Regions from separate parts of the Homo sapiens genome. Here region 2 is linked to region 1. A link is a loop called in an ENCODE intact Hi-C map of the cell type or tissue named here. Cell type or tissue: B cell. All regions are shown on one strand. Links, peaks and the distances in the headings refer to the core of each region. The heading gives the core; the rest is flanking DNA.

Region 1 (5,383 bases), core at 266-5,265:
AAGGCTGTGGAGGAACCTCTGAGAGCCAGCTCCAGGGGCCTGGGGTCTGTTTCTCCTGCACCTCCCTTGAGATGACGGCTTTCCAGGCCTGTATCTCTGTTTGCACAGAAGGGCCCACCACTGACTGGCCCTGCTTGGCTGGAATGTTCGTTCCAGGAATAGTCACTGTGGCCAGGGAAACAGGAGCTTATAGCAAGACACATGCCCATTCACACCATGTGCCAAGTGTTGGAGGGAAAAGCAGTTCTTCAAAAAAGAGAAGAAGCTGTTTCTGAAGGAGGTGGAGGGATTGCCACGGTCACTTCCTTGCTGTTTGTTTCAATTGAGGAATGAAGTCAATTCTATACAATTTATTGCTTAATTGAATAATATAGGGGTCCATCAATAAAGCAAAAAATTGGAGCTTATATTCAAACCTGGGAGGCAGAAAAGTGGAGGGATCTCCAGGCTTGAACCTAGAAGTCGTAGTCAAATCCCAGCTCTACCATTTACTTACCACCCAGCTCTGACCTCATCACTTAACCTGTAAGTAAGGTGATCCCCCAAACATTGTTACAGGACTTACATGGAATGTGTGCAGACACCAATCTGAGCACACCCAATACATGTTAGGGTTTTCCCTACCATTTGGAAATGTGGGCGTTTCCACAAAGGACCCTGGAATTCTTGGTCTTTGGTGACTGCTTGCTAATGTAAGTGCCATAATTTGGGTTTACTTTAAATCAGATCAATGGAGATAAAATTGCTTACTATCTGTATCTACGTAAAAGCATTAACTATTCTATGCTTTATAGTATTGCATTGAAAGTATGGATCAAGAGCATCCCAAAGAAGCAGGTAGTGAGCAGAGATGAGGGCGAGGAGGTGAATGCTTACCTGTTGAGAAACTGTTGCTTTCAAAGTTCAGGGGCAGCAGGGGTGAGCTGGCTGTGGTGTCTTTCCTCTTAACCTGCTGACCATCTGTGGCCTGAGACTATGTGCATCACACACCATGCCACAGGGAAGGTGACACAGGACCTGTAATGGAGCTGAGAGTGGTATGTGTTATGGGGCTTCAGAGAAGGAAGTGAAGGCTTCCACCTCAGCCTGGCCATAACAGCTGTCAGCTGCAATATCAGCTACTCCATAGTTGGTATTCACCAAAAACCATCACAAATTTAAAAAGTCACAAATGTAAAAAGTCACAAATTTAAAAAGGCCCATGTTGGATCATGTGTTTAGATTTTTAATGAGAAGAGCTGGTCTCCCCAAGTAAACCATGGCTGGTTTTGTGTTATTAAAAAGAACAAAAATGAACGTACACCACACTGAACACAGTTTGGGAAGGAACCTCTGTGACCATCACTGCCCTGCAGAAGCTCCAAGAACAGATTATTTTCCCCCCGAGAATGCAGGAGGTGGAATGTGCTGTGTGCAATGTGGTCGCACTGGGGCATCTGTAGATTGACTTGAGCGAGCTTTGACTCCTCTAAGACAAGTGCCCATCCCATAGAGTGGTTGTGAGGCCCGAGGCAGGTGACGACTGTACCTGCCTGAGTCCAGGCATGTGTCAGGACATGAGCTTTCACGTTATTCTTTCCTGGCAAGTGTAACTGGAGTAAAGGATTGGAGGGGCAGGGAGTTTGGGCTCCCACGCTCCCTAGAGATGGCTGGCTGTGCTCAGGAAAATGTTTTGAGGTCTTCCTGTTGGGCCAGTCATGAATCATTACAGCAGGGCAGGACTGACGGGGGGAACTACCTGTGTTAGTTTCCTAGGCTGCTGTAACAAAGTTCCACAAACCGGGTGGCCAGAAACAATAGAAATGTATTCTCTGCAGTCCTGGAGGCCAGAGGTCCTAAATCAAGGAGCCAGCAGGGTCATGCTCCCTCTGAAACCTGTAGGGGAATCCTCCCTTGCCTCGTCCTGGCTCCTGTTGGTTTCCTGGTCATCTTTGGCGTTCCTTGGCTTGTAGATGCATCACTGCCGTCCTCTGTCCTCACATGCCCTTCTCTCTCTGTGTGTGTGTGTCTCTCTGTGTCCAAACCCTTCTTACAAGGACACCAGTCATGCTAGATTGGGGCCCATCCTAGTGACCTCATTTTAACTTGAATATCTCTGTAAAGACCTTATTCTAAATAAGGTCACCTTCTGAGATTGATGGTTATGACTTACACAGATCTGTCTTGCAGGACACAGTTCAACTGATAACACTGTCTACGGTAGTAGAACTTTCATCATGCTGTTTGCCAAGGCAGTACCTACATGGGGATTTTCTCCCTGCAGTCTCCTTGAAAAAGGAGACTCAAATGCCCATGTGGAGGCTTGGTAATAGCGGAAATCTGGGGCAATACTTTGTTTGGGCTTGTACCCTGTGGCCCAGTCTCCATCACCTCCCTCACCCCTGTCGACAGTGAGAATTGAAGTCAGATGTCCCAAACTCACTGCAAGGTCTGGACCAGAAGTGTCCGCTCTGTCCCTGGGCTCTGTGAACTTACCGAGGAAGAATCTCAGACTTCCTGGGCAGGTTAGAACGATTATCAGTCCAACAACAAGAAGATGGTTTTTTTTAAATTATTTGTTTTGCAAATGAATAGCAAATTACAAAAAAATCATAGGCTAGGTCTTACTGTATTTTACTTTTAGCAAAGACACAAGTGTGACCGTCCCTGGTCCTTTCTGATGTCTTGAGGATCCACCCATTTCCCTTCCTGAAGAGCGTTAGCGGGAGGCAGAGCCGTGCAGGAAGCAGTTTCTGTTTCCAGGTGCGGAACACACCTTGTGGGAGCCTGGGGAGGTGCCAGGCTAGGTGAGGGCAATCATCTTTGATACCGCAGATGTTGCAGTTGCTTATCATGTTGAACTTCGTGACGTAGCCGGTGTACTGGCCAAATCTAGTTAAGTTTTGGCTGTTTTTTGTGGTTATGAGAGTCTGAGCTGCTGAGGAAGCTGGGTGTATATTCTGCACTGGAGACACATTAGGGACCCTACCTATGCCCCATCATACCATCTTAGGTTCTGGGTAAGGCCAGTATGCTGATACTAATTTCAAAGCCTAATCTAGCCATGTGACTTCATTTTAAGGAGAATTAGCCATTTTTTTTTGGACTGAATGTGTGTGTACCCCAGCATTCATAGGGGAAATCCTAATCCCCAATGCTGGCAATAGGAGGTGGGGCCTTTGAGAGGGAGCAGGTTATTAGGGTGGAGCTCTCATGAATAGGGTTGCATACCTTATGAAAGAGGCCCCAGAGAGTTCTGTTTCCCCTTTTGCCATGTGAGGGCACAGCAAGAAGACACCATCTGTGAACCAGAAAGCCCTCACCAGACACTGACTCTGCTGGCACCTTGATCTCAGACTTCCCAGTCTCTAGAGCTAGGCGAAATAGATTCTGTTGTTTCTAAGACACCCAATCTGTGGTCTTCTGTTACAGCCGTTGAACTAAGACACTATTCAAACCTTCATGTCAGATTTTACATATGTTGCCGTCTTACAATTCTGATACCGTACATTGGGCATTTACTCACAAAATCCACATACGCGCTGTAGAAGTGGCAGGGGTGTTTAGATGAGCAGGCTTGCTAACAAATGGTACTCTGTATTTCTTTTTTCTTCTATTGGTAGTCACATTTTTGCCTATCCTTGACACCTTCTATGAATTTTTATCTAGAGTATTAGAGCACGTTTTCCCGTGACTGCTGGAGGGATACAGGAACTGAGTGTTAATTTCATCCTCTGGTGATGTCTTTTGCTTATGGTTAAAGGACCTACTCCCGTATCCTCTCTGCAGATTCCTTCAGAGGCCAACATTTGTAGGAAAAAGAAAAGATTCCTTCTCTATGGGAAGGTGAATGGACAGCATCAGTCAATGTCAAGGATGTTCTTATAGCTGGAAACTTGAATTCTCACAGTAACTGGATATTCAGGCCTTGTAAGAGTTGAATACCTGCCAGGTGGCCTGGAAGAATACCTTAATTGCAAAACAACACCGTGTCTGCTCCAGTCCTAATTTGAACACAGACAACAACTGCTGAAGCCGGGAAAGCATAACAGTAGCTTGCAGGGAAGGCCCGAGGCTGCTGCAGAGGAGCACTGAGTACTGTAGCTTTTGAGGCCTCAGTCACAGCAGCGGGCTGGAAGTTTTCACCTCATTTTAGTTTTCCTTGAATAAAACCAGAAACTTCTGAAAGTTTAGGATTAACTGAATGTATTATCTCCTGGAACGTTATGTTTGTTTCCTTTTTATCAGAGAGGAGCAGATACATGCCTGGCTGCAGCCCCTTGACAGCTCATTTTCTGATTGTTTCACTAAATGAGTTTGCTCTCTGATAAGACAACTTTCTTTTTGCTCTGTCTAATCCTTTGTTATTCTTTCAGCTTAAAGCTTTTCAAGCCAGGCCAAGAAGCTGTGAAGTACCAGGGTCCTCGGGACTTCCAGACACTGGAAAACTGGATGCTGCAGACACTGAACGAGGAGCCAGTGGTGAGTGTCTACCTCCTTCCCTCCCTCCCTCCCTCCCTCCCTCTCTCCCTGCCTACATCTTTGGGGTAATATGTAACGGGGCAGAGGCCAGTTGAGGTTAATGATTAAGGCTGCCATTTTAAAGCAACTCTACTTTTTTTGGAGCTTATTGGTATTACAGGTAAAGATGAACTTTTACAGAAACTTTTTGGTGTGGAAATACCTAAATGTGCACAAAAGTCAAGAGAAGGCTAAACCCTGAGTTTCAGCAGTTACCACCATTTTGGTGTTTGTCTTCCCCACCACCCTGCGCCTTGTTTGGCTGTAGTCAGTCTTCAGGGAAGTCACTTGTGTGGCCTCACAGATAAGCACTTACTCTTTGTTAACACTGCCACCCTGCCACTGTCACAGGTAATACAGTTCACAACTGTACCCCAGCATCAGAGACTGACTCTGGACCACCTGGGGTCAGGGCTGGGCCCAGCCTAGAATCTCCTATCCAAGCCAGCACTGGAGCCTCCTCCCATCCCCCCGACCTTTGCCCTCCACCACCTGCAGCCCTCTGGCTCGGGCCTAGCCCGACAGCTGTACCCGTAGGGTGGATCCTTCCTTTTCTTCTCGGTGCTCAGTCCCCGAGTCTCTAATGGGCTTTGCTTATAACATCATTTTGTACCATTAATACTCTGTGTCTTAATGCACTTCCCTTACTAAGGCTAATATCAGGAGATTGTAGACTCTTAGAATATTATGTACTAAAAAGGATTTATAATCCTCCCCCTCCCCAGTTGATGTTGGAAGTCTTCACTTTTTTATAAATCATCATGATCATAAACCACTGGTTAAGTGTTCCTTTGTGGGTGGTGCCTTCTGATTAATGCCGAGTGCTCAGGTCCCTGGATGCCGGGTAGACCTGGTGGGTCATGCTGCTGTGTTGGAGAGGGAC
Region 2 (5,383 bases), core at 75-5,074, 320 kb before region 1:
TAATAAGCTGGGAGTGGTAGCACATGCCTGTAGCCCCAGCTACTCGGGAGACTGAGGCAGGAGGATCCTTGACCCCAAGAGTTTGAGGCTGCAGTGAGCTATGATTTGATTATAACCCAATGAAGCTGGTTTCTCTCATCAATAAGACTTTGGACAGTGATTTGCATATGCCTGATGGAGCTATAACATTTGCTTCAAAGTTTGCACCAAGAACTGTAGATGCCGCTCACTAGAATATTCAGACATCTGGCTTTGTATAAAAATGACTGGGGCTGGGCACAGTGGCTCAAGCCTGTAATCCCAGCACTTTGGGAGGTAGAGGTGGGAAGATCGCTTGAGTCCAGGAATTCGAGACCAGCCTAGGTGACATAGTGACATCCCATCTCTACAAAAAAATTAAAAGGCATGGTGGTGTGCACCTATAGTCACAGCTACCTGGGAGGCTGAGGCAGGAGGATCACTTGAGCCCAGGAGGTTGAGGCTGCAGTGAGCCATGATCATGCCACTGTACTCCAGCCTGGGTGACAGAGCGAGAACTTGTCTCAAAATAATAATAACAATAATGCCATCCCAACTACAGAATTGATGGGATTCTGTAGTTCAGAGGCTGTCTATTAAGATACCAGAAATTACTTCATCTATGTGAATGCTCAGTTCACTTTTCAAATAAACACTGATTTCTACAATTTGATGTTTAATCAGATGCTCAGCCTAATCAGTATGCACTTTACCTATTTGAAAGAGTACATTCAACAGTGACCACAAAATGTTACTCTCCACAGTTAACCCTGCCTTTCTCAAGTCTAGATAAGCTTTTGCATTCTAGACTATGGTATGTCTGTTACATGTGTATGGCAGATCCATCTTACAACTCTAGCCCAAAAATCTATTTTTGTACTATCCTTGAGCTTAGGATAGGGTTTCAAGATTCTCATTCTACCTCAGATTGTGCCTTATTTATCTAAAATCCTTGCTGAAGTTTCACTGGGTGAGGGGTATTGTAATTAATATCACTGAAGAAAAAAAACCAGAAATGGTAATTTACTATCACCAATCCAGATGTTAACTTTTGATCTTTTGTCCTAGTGCAAAGATTGCCTTTAAAATCAGAGCCAGAAGAATTTTAGACAGTGCTGCTAAATCAGCCCAATCAATGAGGTAGTGTTCTGAAGTTCACCTTGCAGAATTAAACTTGAAATCATACTTTTTTCTACTCCTGTCAAATCCTAATTTTCTTCTGTCTGAAACAGATATATTTTGAAGAAATTTTTTTTTTTTTTTTTTTTTTTTTTGCTCTAGCTTTGCATAGGCCTTTGGCTGAAAGCAGTCATGCTGTTATTTAACCTGGCCTGCTGGGATTCTTGAGGTTATGAAGGCTTTTAAAAAGGTTATAATCTTAGAAGTTATAGTATAAATTTGCATTCCATTCAAGTAGAAAATGAAAAAACAGACACTGTTAGAAAAAGAGTAAAATGCATTCATCTGATTTTTAAAAAATATAAATTGTGGATAAAGATTTTCTTTTGTGTAGGCATATAAAACAAAGTATGCATTTCTGGTTTGAAACTTTGGTGTTCTTTATTCAAGATCACTTCATCTTCACTCAAAGAGGCGATATCTTGTTAATGTATCTCCATTTCTAGCACACTGACATCAGTAACATGTCATATCAAGGGCATAATGTCATATTATATTGTAATAAGTCCTTCCTTCTCAATCTTTTGTCTCTGTGTGTAAGACAGGGCCTCTCTCTGTCGCCCAGGCTGGAGTGCAGTGGTGCGATCAAGGCTCACTGCAACCTCAACCTCCTGGGCTCAAGCAATCCTCCCACCTCAGCCTCCAGAGTAGCTGGGACCACAGCCATGCACCATCATGCTCAGCTAATTTTTGTATTTTTTGCAGACATGGGGTGTCACTATATTGCCCAGGCTGGTCTCAAACTCCAGGGCTCAAATGGTCTGCCCTCCTTAGCCTCCCAAAGTGCTGGGATTACAGGTGTGCACCACCATGCCCACCCTGGGATGGCATTATTTTTATTTCTAGTCCTTAGTTGTATCTGAATGTAATTAAATATCATAGGTATAACACAAATGGCAAATGTCTGTGGATAGACAAGCTGTGAGAAGCATATTAGAGGTGATTGTTTTAATTTTAACGTATTTCCAATCTCCAAACAGAATAATGGTACCTGATGAGTATTCTTTAGAATAAGAAAAATAAATATCTCCAAGGAGGAAAGAATTGGTAGCTGAGGAAATAATGGTTATGTTTTAAATTCGGTTAATACAGGGTTGGGGAAACTCTACTATGTCAATCCATGTTGAACCACCAGGTGGCACACTACTGCCTTCTTTCCACCATTCAACCACAGAAAAAGAAAATGCCGTTGGGAGATGTTGGGTTTAGTTTATTGGTTGCTTTTTACACAGAAAATTCACCAAAACCAACTTAGCCACATGAAGATATGAAGCTACAAGTGGTTCTTTCTCAGCTTTAATATTTTTATTACTATCAGTAGAATTTATATTGCTTTGCTTTTTCTTTAAGCTTTGAGCCATCAAGACGTAAACACACCAACAGAAATGCTAATAAAAACAAGCTCATTGATTACTCTTTACATGAAAGCAGAAACAACTGGGGAAATAATTTTACTTTTCAGAATACTTAAGGATTACCGGCATTTAATACTCTACACGAGCATTTCATATTTGCAAAGTGTATTGTTATATATTTATAAGTAATTACTCACAATAATGAATGTGGTGGCATTTTTTAAAACCCATATGCAATCTAGGTCAAATTCTGAACATTGCACAGATTTCTCTAGCTTTTTGCAACATTTATTCAATGACTTCATTGGCAAACTAACCAGAATCAACCCAATTTTTAAAATACTTTTAACGGAATTCTATGTTTATACTGATTTAGATTCAGCAATTGTCATAATGCCTTACAAATAGTCTTTCCGCCTAAAAGTAAATACGTCTTTAACTCCAGTTTACTGAAAAAAGTACCCTTTTTGCTTACTGAAGTATATCAAACACATTTTGGATTTACCTCAGTTGACTAAGTCCTGGCAATCGGTAAATTAACTAGCACTTTAAACAGAACTTTTAATGTCCATTGATGAAATGGGCTGCACAAATGAGAAATTAGCTTCTTTCAGTTCTAAAATCACAAGGCAGAATGAGGTGAATTCTAGTCCCAGTTTTGCCACCAGCTAGCTGTGTTGCCTCAGGCACATTATTTAAACTCTTTATACCTTCTTTCTCTCAAGTGAAAAATTAAATAAAGTGGAATCTTTCTAAGGTTCTATTTTACTTTTAAAACTGTATGATTTTATTTTTATATTTGAATCTTATATTGTGAAGCATAGTAAAGTATTTCAAAGTAATTCATCAAAGTAGGAAAAGCTAGGAAAAATTCCTAAAGCAATGACCCCCTCGAGTGATGGCAGCAGTGTGCAGACAGCTTGGAGTCTTCTGCATCTCCTCTGATGAGTAAAACCAAGAGCTCTCACCACACAAAGGAAGAGCTCTACACACACCTTTTGCTTTACAATTTCTTCACTTACTCTGGCTAATTGATATCTAGCCACCTCAGAATGAATTCATTAAGCTCTTTCTCTAGCTGTCTTGCACAGAATTTTCAGTAGTATAGATCTGTTTAACAGATTCCAACTGCTGGAACCCACAATGCAAGCTTCCAGAATGATTGATAGCCATAACTTGAGAAATGTATGTTGTGTTCGGTGAAACTCCGTCTCTACTAAAAATACAAAAAATTAGTCGGATGTGGTGGCGGGCGCCTATAGTCCCAGCTACTCGGGAGGCTGAGGCAGGAGAATGGCATGAACCTGGGAGGCGGAGCTTGCAGTGAGCGGAGATCCTGCCACTGCACTCCAGCCCAGGCAACAACGAGACTCTGTCTCAAAAAAAAAGAGAAATGTATGTTGTGTTCATGTAAGATGGTCCTATAGGCACTACATCCCTTTTCTCATAATGCGAATGAAAACGAGTTATTTTCTTATGTTCGAGTTGCATTATATCTCATATATTGAGTTTACAAAAGCAAAAATTCCTGAATCCCTCAAAATTGAGAATGACTATACTTACACTAGCCAGATACAAAATCTCTACTAAGTAAACAGACCCACATGTTTTATTTGCAGACTTATGTTTTTATATCTTCTGTTGGGGAATATGTTTCTTCTTTAAACAAACAAGGGCTTCTTTCCCCATTGATTGTGTACTTCTGATGATGTTTTAAAAAAGACTTTCACAAGGGAGGGATGGGTCCTTAATCAAGACTTTAAAATGAGGGCAATAAATATATTTTATTGGTTATAATACCTTTTTCTTTATTAGAAGGATAACAGACTGCTGGTTAACTGGTCATGAAATATTAATTAAAAAGAAAAAATATATGATAGAAGTATCTCAGTGAGTGCTAACTCATGCTTTTTTTTTTATTATTATACTTTAAGTTTTAGGGTACATGTGCACATTGTGCAGGTTAGTTACATATGTATACATGTGCCATGCTGGTGCGCTGCACCCACTAACTCGTCATCTAGCATTAGGTATATCTCCCAATGCTATCCCTCCCCCCTCCCCCCACCCCACCACAGTCCCCAGAGTGTGATATTCCCCTTCCTGTGTCCATGTGATCTCATTGTTCAATTCCCACCTATGAGTGAGAATATGCGGTGTTTGGTTTTTTGTTCTTGCGATAGTTTACTGAGAATGATGATTTCCAATTTCATCCATGTCCCTACAAAGGACATGAACTCATCATTTTTTATGGCTGCATAGTATTCCATGGTGTATATGTGCCACATTTTCTTAATCCAGTCTATCGTTGTTGGACATTTGGGTTGGTTCCAAGTCTTTGCTATTGTGAATAATGCCGCAATAAACATACGTGTGCATGTGTCTTTATAGCAGCATGATTTATAGTCATTTGGGTATATACCCAGTAATGGGATGGCTGGGTCAAATGGTATTTCTAGTTCTAGATCCCTGAGGAATCGCCACACTGACTTCCACAATGGTTGAACTAGTTTACAGTCCCACCAACAGTGTAAAAGTGTTCCTATTTCTCCACATCCTCTCCAGCACCTGTTGTTTCCTGACTTTTTAATGATTGCCATTCTAACTGGTGTGAGATGATATCTCATAGTGGTTTTGATTTGCATTTCTCTGATGGCCAGTTTACTGGGATTTTTTTTCTGCATAAAGTTAAAGGTATGTGGACCCAGTCATGTCACCCACAGGGAAACACCAGCTGGTCTCGTAGCTCGCATACTAGAGGCTCATCTGGTGACAGCAAGCCATGGAGTCTTCTCTGCACCAACATTTGGGGCTCACATTGCATTTGGACA

The links. Peaks named below come from ENCODE experiments on the same cell type or tissue, not always from the same donor. Only the 100,000 strongest peaks of a DNase experiment are listed, where the experiment ranks them.
Region 2: it touches region 1 in a loop (10-fold over the local background); 7 of 110 quality-filtered maps call a loop at or near these places.

The regions. Positions count from the first base shown.
Region 1 is chr6:7,898,654-7,904,036 of GRCh38, reverse strand. TXNDC5 (thioredoxin domain containing 5) reads left to right here. Exons shown (of 10, transcript NM_030810.5): 3 at 4,356-4,461. It overlaps BLOC1S5-TXNDC5 (BLOC1S5-TXNDC5 readthrough (NMD candidate)), which reads left to right. Exons shown (of 13, transcript NR_037616.1): 6 at 4,356-4,461. Among named protein-coding and RNA genes, the nearest start is that of TXNDC5, 9.4 kb to the left of the region's middle. In B cell, for the core only: no CTCF peak of the experiment used is centred there; DNase peaks (open chromatin) are centred at 3,246 and 4,806; H3K27ac peaks cover 863 bases.
Region 2 is chr6:8,216,500-8,221,882 of GRCh38, reverse strand. All of the region lies in intron 2 of LOC105374910 (a long non-coding RNA gene), which reads right to left. Among named protein-coding and RNA genes, the nearest start is that of EEF1E1-BLOC1S5, 120 kb to the right of the region's middle. In B cell, for the core only: CTCF peaks have their summits at 2,119 and 2,319 (motif pointing right); a DNase peak (open chromatin) is centred at 2,332.